Regions from separate parts of the Homo sapiens genome. Here region 2 is linked to region 1. Evidence: chromatin contacts called from ENCODE Hi-C or POLR2A ChIA-PET data. All regions are on one chromosome and are shown on one strand. Each heading gives the region's core, a stretch centred on a gene start or an enhancer-like site at or near the end of the contact. The rest is flanking DNA. Distances are from core to core; before and after follow the strand shown.

Region 1 (5,213 bases), core at 1,215-3,714:
ACTCTCTGGCTCATTCATTCAACATTTATTGAGTGGCTAATAGGGCTGGTTTATGACATTTTGGATTTGCACTAAAGCATGGTACAAACAAGATTCTGTTTTTTGATAAATTGGTATTTTGATCATCACAACTTTTATCAATTATTTTTTATGTATTACGTCTGTTATTTTCAATGACAAAATACTGACAACAATAATATATGAAAATGCATTGCTAAAATGACCAAAGTAAGGGCAACCACCCTTTTCAAATTTTCTTATCCTGTATATACCTGTAGTGCACCCTCTGGTCATTAGCTGTAGCTGCTACTCAAAGAGCTTATTTTCATTCACAATTGAGCATCTTTTACCTGGAATTAAAATATTCATTTCAAAACATCTTCTTTTCTTTCCTTTGAGGACATTATAATACTTAATCCTAAATCGGGACTTTAGGAAGTGGCTTTCTATATTTGAGCCTTAATTTGTTCACCTTCTCACTTGTTGGAATCTCCATCCTTTTATTTTCTCACATAGGGGCTCTGCTGTTTTCAGTCCCTAAGACAAGGTTATATCCTGTGTCCACATGAATATCCCACAGATTAAACTAGTGCACTGTCCTCAGAATTGAATCAAACTCAAATATCTTGTACAATTACTCATCTGTTATTCACTTTCTCCTTATCAAACAAAAAGGACTTATAAAAACTATAATTTGTATACTTGAATTATCAATTATAGAGAGATGTGTTAAAAATCTTCCACAATGGTTATAGATTTGCCATTTTCTCATAGTAATTTTATAAACTTTTCTTTATATTTTATAATGACTATATTATTAGGTACACATACCTACAATATATGATAGCAGGTCAAGAATAGACATTAATGAAACACAATGTATATGTATAAAGCATATTTATTATTCCACTCCCACTTATGTGCTCATGAGAGACATCAGTAATTAATCACAGCACTCCATTTTGATCCTAAAGTTGTTCCAGAATATGTTTTAACACAGTGCCCTGTGCAATCATCTTAGTTGTCACTCAAGGTAATTCCTGTTTGCCTTTCCTTGCCCCACCTTATTTTCTTGAAAAATAGAATGTACTAAAAAGGTGGGATTTGAATATCCCATCAATGGGGATGAACATTATAAAATATTACTCAATACATGGTATTGGAACAATTGATACTTTTAAAAAATGATGTCATGTTTCAAACTTTCATCATATGCTAAAAAATCAATTGAAACAATTAATGTAGATATAACAAACTTTTAGATGGTCTAGAAGAAGATATAGGTGATTATCTTTTCTTGAGATCCAGAGACCTTTTATGAACATATAAGCAGAGGCTAGCGAGAGGGCATACAGAAAATCTCTGGTAAATTAGGCTTCATAAAAGTTAAAATCTTCCTTCTTTCAATCATAAAAAGCAAATGGAACAAATGAGGAAAAGGTAGGCAGTGTATGTAATACTAAAAGTTCTTAATATATAGTGATTTTATAAATTAAATAAGAAAAAGCTATTCTAGGTGAAAAATGACTAAGAACAAAATCACACAATTTGAAAAAGAAGTATTAATGGTGAATATGCATACTACAAAAGGTTAAATCTGACACTAACACAAAATAACACAAGATAATTTTTTTCCTGTCAATTTATCATAGTTCAAAAATAACAATGTCATGATATAATGTACATTGTTGAAAATATCTGAAAGGAAATTTGGAAACACAGATCAAGAAACTCATAAATATTCACAGACTTTGATTCAGTAACTCCATTTCTATTTTCACCTGAATGCCATAGTTTGAGGATTGCATATGAAAAGAATGGATGAGATGTTGACATTTTCTTCCTAATGATTAGAAATTGGAAGTAACTAAAGTAGGTGATTACACAGATTAGAGTATACCTATATATTGGAAGAAAATGTATAATAACCAATTATAGTAAAATGTATAAAAATGTGCAATGTACATAAAATCCCATTTAACACATTTTCTATGTATATATGTAATATGAAAGAAGATGAGAAATAAATGCACAAACATGGTAATAATATTTGTTTCCTAAGTCTTGGCACTACTGAGAAATGATCGTTGTTTTTGTTTTTGTTGTTCTTAACCTTTTATGGTTCTTTTCTTCTTATTATTTTACAATAAACAACTGTAATCAGAAAAATATTTTTTAAAAAGAAAATGTGAGGGAACAAATAGTGCCTAAAAATCATATCAGTTTATTGCAGTCCCCAAGTATTTCCTAATCTGGAAAGATACAACCAACAACTGTTTCATTAGGCTATTGCCAAAGAAACATCTAAAAGTTACTTCACTGATGAAGACAGAAAACCACAGAAAATTTCTTCCTGGGTACATATTGTAATAACACATAAAAGCCTGTGTAAATCACAGCTCAAAATTACCAGGACTTTCCCTAGTCAACACAGTTCAATCCAGCCACTGCCCTGGGCTAACTTAGAGGAACCTCTAGTCTGGTCCGTAAGCCACACACCCAGGCTTTGAGAAAGGGCCAGAAACATAGCTGGTTTGCTTTCCTAATCCTGGTGATGACCAGGACGTTATAAAAATAAGTTTTATCTCTGGGTGTATATTTTTATTAAATTAAATCTCCTGAGAGCATCAGAGTTATGCATAGACCATATTTATTAATCTTGCATCAGCTCTAAGTGATTGTTTTAAAAATAGGCTATGAATAAATTGACACGTCATACTGATTCAGTCGTGCAGCATAGTTTTCCTAGCATAATTTGGTGCTGCTGAGCTTCTGGGGGACTACCCTGAAGGATTCTCTTTCCTGAGGTGATATATTTTGCAAAAGGGGAAAATTATTTTCCAGGTAGCCATGACATTAGCATTACACATTTCTGAGCCTTTATTTAGCCAGTATCGTCACTACAACTGTACTGCACTATTTATAGATGATGCTAGAAGATTCCGTTATTGTATTCAATCACACACAGAACCATTTTCATACTGCATGTGCCACTAGTAATTGTTGCTAGTTAAGGAGTAGGGAGAGTTGATTGTATTCATTTTCTTATCTTTCAATAACCTGGCAAGAAAGAGGAATAGAAATTTTGGGAAGAAATTTGCAAAGCTACTTTAAATATAGCGTTAGTAGTTTGAATACATTATGCTTTCATTTTCTGAAATAGGGATTCTGTAAGTGAAATTAAATCAAACTGAAATTAATAGATGCAGAGCTCTCCTAAGGACTTGTCATGTGAAATGTTGTCTATAACCCTTTTTTTTTGTGCTCATATCAACCCTTAAGTCTGCAATACGAATTACTGCTGTTAAGGTCACTATCTGGCCAAATCAGATGGATACTTCCCATATCTAGACCCCCTCACCCTCTCAGCAGCATTTAACCAATTTGATCTCTCTCTCTTTGGGAACTTCCTTCCCCTTCTTCTCACAAGAATGCACACACCTGGATTCCTCCAACTTCTCTGGCGATAGTTTCTTACTCTCTTTTGTTTTACTAACTTGCTCTTCTTCCTCAATACAGCCTCTATGGGTTGGTATTACTAAGGTAAAATCCTGGGCCCTTATTTTTGCTCCACCTATTTCATGACCACATGCTACCCCATGGTTAAACATCAACCTGCTGTAAACTCCCAAATTTATATTCAAGCCCAAACTTCTTTTCTGAGGTCCAGATGTAAACCTGACCTGCTTACTAGACATTTTGATTCAGATATCACAGAGGTATTCCAAACTTAACGTCTAAATTCAAAATCATGATTAAGAAACTTTTCCTCTTTAAGCTTTTTCTTTTCCAATTTTCTGCCTGTTAGATCACACCACACTGATTGTTATTTAGTCCAAAAATCTGGGCATCATTTTAATTCCTCTTTCCATCTCAACTAATCCCAACCTTCTAACATCCCAGATGGAAGCAGCAGTCTTTTTATAACTTAATCTCAGTAGCAACACATCAATACTTCTTCTGTATTCTATTCATTAGACATGAGTCCTCAAGTCCAGTCCACCATTAGGGCAGCTTGACGGGGACTGCCTGTCATCCTTCTGCAGTGCTCCAAGCCTTGCCAAGCACTTCTCTCCTCACATAGCCACATGGCCTGGTGGATGCAGTTGTCAATGTTTCTTTTGGATTCTAGTGTCTGGCATGGCCCTAGCAATGATCTGCTGAACTGGATTGAAATATAGCACTCTAAGCCATGGTAAGAACATATAAACAGTACTAATGGCTGGGACTAAACGGAGAAATAAAACTCATACAATGGGATGTTTCCTTTGGAGGTGATCTAGTTCACTGTTTTCCTATTTTTTCCACAGTGTACCAAAAACAGATCTAGCATTTTTGTGTAATATACAGTAGGATCTGGAACACTCCAGTTATTATAATAAAGAAGGAGGAAGAGGACAGGCAGAGAGAAATGGGGATGAGTTTGTCACCCTGGTAAGGGCTCAGATGATAGTTTTCAAGCTACTCTGTGTCTTTCTATAATACCTTTGGAAATTCTAGATGAAGTCTAAAATTGAGGGAGGCAGAAGAGATGAGGATGCAGAAGGGAGGCTTTCAGGACACTCAGCTACCAGTTGTATTATAAGAGGAACCAAGGAAAGAAATTGCTTACCACCTCCTTCAAGACACCAAATGATAAAGGCCAGGGAAGGCCCAAATAAAATTCACTCTTTTCCTGTACACAGAATATGCCCAGAATTCCTGCCCGCCATATTTTCTCTAATGAGCTGAATAAATAGCATAGATCCATTTTGCCCTACCAAAAGCATAGACTTTAAGTATCCAGCACTATGCAATTTCAGTCCTTTGGCTCCAGTGTTGAGTGCACCTCCAAACAATCATTTCCCTGAGTTGTAAAATGCAATTCTGTATCACTTAGAACACAGTTCTCTATGGCTTAGCATGGCTCTAAGAGGAAGAGAAAAAATAAGACCTAAGAGAATGAGCAAGGAAATCACTTGTAATGATTTCATTCCCCTCTTGAAGAATTCATCTCCAAGGCCTAAAATTCCTAGGGATATGATTTCATTTATTCCCTCTTTCATCATAAACTAGTGCTGCAGTACATCAGGAACTCTGCTAAGCATAGGAAATGCACAGATAAAAGACATAAAAATCAGTCTTCACTAAGTTCACATTCTTGCAAAGAGAGAGATGCAGGAACAGGTAAAGATTCTTTTGTAGAGTGTGTTGTGAGTTAGGTGCAGTGAGCA
Region 2 (4,773 bases), core at 117-2,616, 89 kb after region 1:
TTTATAAAATAAACAGCCAAATCACCTAGGTTGAAGGTTGTCTTTTAGAATTTTCTTAAAGGGAGGCATATCTATATTTAGACATATTTTTAAGAGGCAGTAGTTTTGCTTTAAAATATATGACCTGTGAAGTCCTTTTATCTTACTAGCTGTGTAAACCAAAATAATTACATGTAACAAGTCTTATGTGGAATAATTCAGCAGCCAGTTTGAAAGAGGCTAATTAATATTTGTGGCTACATTAATCAGAAAAACTATGGAAATGTCTCTTGGTTTATTATCCCTTTTTCTATGATTCATAAACAGACATTATTACAACTGCATAAACATGAACCCTACTGGGCAACATCCTTTTTTTTTTTTTTATTTTTTTCCCCAAGATGGAGTCTTGCTCTGTCATGAGGCTGGAGTGCAGTGGCGCGATCTCAGCTCACTGCAACCTCCACCTCCTGGGTTCAAGCAATGCTCCTGCCTCAGCCTCTGGAGTAGCTGGGACTACAGGTGGGTGCCATCAAGCCCAGCTAACTTTTTGTATTCTTAGTAGAGACAGGGTTTCACCATGTGAGCCAGGATGGTCTTGATCTCCTAACCTCGTGATCTGCCTGCCTTGGTCTTCCAAAGCGCTGGGATTACAGGCATGAGCCACTGCACCCGGCCCTGGGCCATATTCTAACAGTTCCACAGGATATTTCCAGCCAGCTGGAACTATCTGCAAGACAGGGCCATTGAGGCCAGAATACCTTTCAGAGGTCTTCCCTAGCTAAGGTCAAATCATAAAATTATCGGATTATCCATAGCTGGGGGTGGATTCTCTCAAGACCGCATTAGTAATGTATTAATGATACATTAAGAAGTACTCCACAGGTCTATAACTGCTCAATCACCTTCAAAGAGTTTTTACACACATTATGTCAGGCATGAATTATTATGCCTATTTAATAGAGCTTCCTATCCTACTGCCTCTTTTTAGAAAAAAAAGTTTTATTGTGATCTTTATTGTATACATTTAAGGTACAAAACATGATGTTTAGATAAACATATACAGTGAAATGATTACTATAGTCAAGCAAATTAACAAGTCCATCTCCTCACATAGTTACAGCTAACTTAGAAAGACAGAACATCACACCCAGAGCAGGGAGCTGTGTCTCCAGCTCCCTCAGGTCCATATACCTGAGTGACTTGGAGAAAATCATGCATTTCCTGTAACTACCAGACGTAGTCACCTCAATTAAGTAATCTGTTTTGCTTAGGCATACCTTGGTAAAAGCTCACAGTACTAATCTGGACCCACCCCTTTGATCTTTGAAACCTGAGGTGCGAAAAAATATCAAAATGGAGGGCAGAGGGATTTGTTTTTATTTTCAGATCATCAAAAATACTAAACTGTTGATCAGAACCATCCATGAAGAAAGAAAAACAAATTCAAACTATGACTAATGGGGCCTGCTGTGCGTGAGTCACAAACTGAATCAAGCAAGGCCTCTGGAAGCAGGGGGAAAAGCATTCAGGAGTCACTTTGTACTCAAGCATGAACCTCCTAAAGTGTTGGTCTCTTTGCTGAACTATTTCAACACCTGGATGAAGTCCAGGAGAAGAGACGTCAGGCAGTTTAAAAATTGCTTCTCTTTCCTACTAAGGATGTTTTCAGTGACCTTGAGGAGGTGTTTAAGAATGACTTTCTTAGGTGTGAACATGAAAACAGTGGGACTTAGGGCAACATTTGGGGAGATTCCTTGCTTCAAAGTTGTCTCTAAGGCATTGCACATTCCTACTTCTTGCAGGAGGGAACTGTCTTTCCAAAGGATTTTGCAAACTGTTCTGCTTTTGCTTATCTAAACTGGAAAGAGATATATAAACAAAATATAAAATACAAAATAACATAAAGTCTGTTGATTGAGCATAGAGGCTTGGGGTCTTTAGCTTTTTTTCTTATTGTTGCTTTGTATTAAAATTCAAGGGAGTCCAAATATTTTCAGTCCCCTTGATCTAACTGGGATACTCATACAATGAGACATTGCACTTCTGATAAATATGATAATGATGAGTTTAGTTTGAATTCCCAACTGAGTGCATGTCTCTTAAAAACATTTTTCTCTTCACTTTGTAAATTTCTTATAGAGTCTAGGTTGCTCATCTGGGGAAAATGCCACAATACTTGATCTGACCTGGAAAGATTCCCAGTGAAGGTAAATTGATACTCACATAAGCCAGTTTTTATCATAAGAATTGAGACTAGTACTGAAGGTAAAGAATAAAAAGCTAGTTGGACAAACGTTCACTGCATGATTGCTACACAGTGCTTGGTGCCAGGGATAGCCAGCCACCTGGCAGCTAGGAAGAAAGCTGGCCTTACCTCAGAGCTTTCTTCTTCCTGGCTAGTCAAACTGTGAAAATCCTTTCTCATGCAACACAATAAAATAATTGGCTCCAAAATGTCTCATTCTCAGCCTCATTCCCTAATACTGGACACAGGAATCTCTTTCAGCCAAGCAGCCAAGCTCAGGCCAACATGGGACGTACCTCCACTCCTTTAAGATAAAGTCAAAGCATAACACCAGCTGATTCCTTAACTGTCATTTCACTCCAGTTTCCCTCAATTGGCATCATGTTTCCCTGATATAAGCAGCGTTAATTAAAGATTAGTTATTGAAAAGGTGGTATTGTGCTCAAGAAAACAGTGAAAAAAGAACCACCATTTAAAAAAAATGCCACCACCTTAACAATGACATTTGTCAGATATGTATTTTGTTCATGGTTGGTTGATTTGTTAAGGTAGTTGTTACTCTTGTTTTCTAATGACTGCTCATTTGTTCTCTCTTCTAGGACTAGGGAAGGCACTGTAACATAATGATTAAAAGCATAGGCTTTGGTGTCAGACACGCTAGGATGCAAATTCTAACTATGCAACCTTGTAAAATGTGCTGGGCAGCTATCTTTCCTACAGAGTTGGAGTAATGTTGACTAATATATATGCATTTGTATAAATTAAGCTGTTAATTGTGTGTCAATATTGCATTGATATCTTGGCTCTTTAAGGACATTTGATTTTCTGGTTTAAGTAGTACCTCCTGCATGAACTTCCTGACGTGTTGAACTATTTCAACACCTGGATGAAGTCCAGGAGAAGAGAGGTCAGGCAGTTTAAAAACTGCTTCTGTTTCCTACTAAGGATGTTTTCGGTGACCTTGAGGTATTATGTATGTATTATGTATGTCATGCCTCAGAGACAGACTTGGCTTCACAACCATTTTTCCTGACAACCATCCACCTATCTGACATGCATTTATGGGGAACTGAACAGGAGTTATGAAAATAAGTCCTTAAGTCTGCAACCTCTCATACTTAACTGTCATCTGTAGGACACTGAAGACATATATCAGAGGATCCACACCGTATATAATTCATGCCTTGTATTGGTTATCTATGGTTGTATCACAAATCAGCCCAAAGCTTAGTGACTTAAACCAATAACTATTAGTGCTCACAAGTCTGTGGTTCAACTGGGTGGTTTTGCTGATTTGGTTTTGCTGCTGGGCAGGACTGCCTGATCTTGGCTGGTCAAGTTCCTGTGATCGGCAGATTGAAAAGGTGGTAGTTGGTTCAGAATAGCCTTATGCGTACCTTGGATGGTTGTTGTTGGTTCCCACCTGGGGCAGAGGGGATAAACGGGCCAGGTGTGTTTCATCTTCTACCATGCTGGCTCTTGCTTGTTTATAGGCAGTCCCAGGTTCCATAAACAAGAAAGCAAGCCACAATGTGCAAGAACGTTAGTTTCTGCTCATTCATTCCAAAACACATCACAAGGCTAATCTAGATTCAAATTATGGAGGAAAATGCTACTTCTTGAGGGAAGAGCTACAAAGTCACATTGCAAGGGCATGGACACAGGGAGGGAAAATCTTTTGGCTATGTTTGCAGTGTACCACATGCACTTGATTATAATCTTAATGCTTTTCCCTTCAAATCTACTGACATAGTATAGTGGGAAATCCTTGACTGAGTTCTTTTATTTTCCTTTACTCTGTCAGGTTTCTTCTGGGTCCATTCAAGAGAGTGTGAAAGACCGAGTGATTGACTCAAGACTGCAGCTGTTTATCACCAAGCCAGGACTCTACACATGCATAGCTACCAATAAGCATGGGGAGAAGTTCAGTACTGCCAAGGCTGCAGCCACCATCAGCATAGCAGGTAGGATGCCCCTTCACATTTGCGTTGTTCCAGGAGAGGGGAGAGTTGATACTATTCTACAATATCGAGCATTGGAGAAAATCTCCCTTTTCTTTTATCTCTTATTTCAGTTGCATTTGGGCTATTTCCTCCCCCATGGGGATACTCCGGAGGTGACCTAGATATGGATTTTGGCAGATTTGCTGCCTGGAAAACTAAATCCTCAATACCTACCCAAGTGGTAGGTAACAGCTTCCAGGAACTCACTTCTTCCTTCCTTCTTGTTTTTCTTATCTTTTTTCCTTTTCTCCATTTCTCTTTCCTCCCTCCCTCCTTCCCTCCCTCGCTCCCTTTTTTCCTTCCTTCTTTCCTTCCTTCCCTTATTCCCTCCTTCATTCCTCCCTCCTTCCCTCCCTCCCTCTTCCCTTCCCTCCCTCCCTCTTTTCCTTTTCTTTAATTTCCTTTCCTTTTCCCCACTCCTCGTTCTCTCTTTTGGTTGATCAAACTTTCCAAGTCTCTCATGGAGAAAGTTGGCAGACATTCAACATGGTCATGCCAATTTCTGCATGGCTATTTCTTGCGGGCATTTTTACCTGTGAGCAT

Evidence for each region. A loop is a pair of places that touch in the nucleus more often than their neighbours do. ChIA-PET counts read pairs that join two places held with the same protein, here RNA polymerase II (POLR2A). Pooled maps may share reads with other maps.
Region 2: a loop to region 1 is called in a map of gastrocnemius medialis, with 4 times the contacts of the local background. The contact joins two enhancer-like sites. A Hi-C loop is called at or near these places in 14 of 168 maps with a recorded cell type or tissue (IMR-90, PC-3, Panc1 and 8 more) and 9 of 50 pooled maps. POLR2A ChIA-PET finds 5 or more read pairs at or near these places in 2 of 52 experiments (AG04450 and MCF 10A).

The regions. Positions count from the first base shown.
Region 1 is chr9:110,653,532-110,658,744 of GRCh38, forward strand. No RefSeq gene overlaps it. Among named protein-coding and RNA genes, the nearest start is that of MUSK, 13 kb to the right of the region's middle. Within about 2 kb of position 2,465, at least 5 of the 41 ENCODE cell types and tissues checked have a DNase peak (open chromatin) inside an H3K27ac peak, as active enhancers do; they include gastrocnemius medialis, where a contact is called at or near this core.
Region 2 is chr9:110,743,610-110,748,382 of GRCh38, forward strand. It overlaps MUSK (muscle associated receptor tyrosine kinase), which reads left to right. Exons shown (of 15, transcript NM_005592.4): 7 at 4,032-4,191. Among named protein-coding and RNA genes, the nearest start is that of MUSK, 77 kb to the left of the region's middle. Within about 2 kb of position 1,367, at least 6 of the 41 ENCODE cell types and tissues checked have a DNase peak (open chromatin) inside an H3K27ac peak, as active enhancers do; they include gastrocnemius medialis, where a contact is called at or near this core.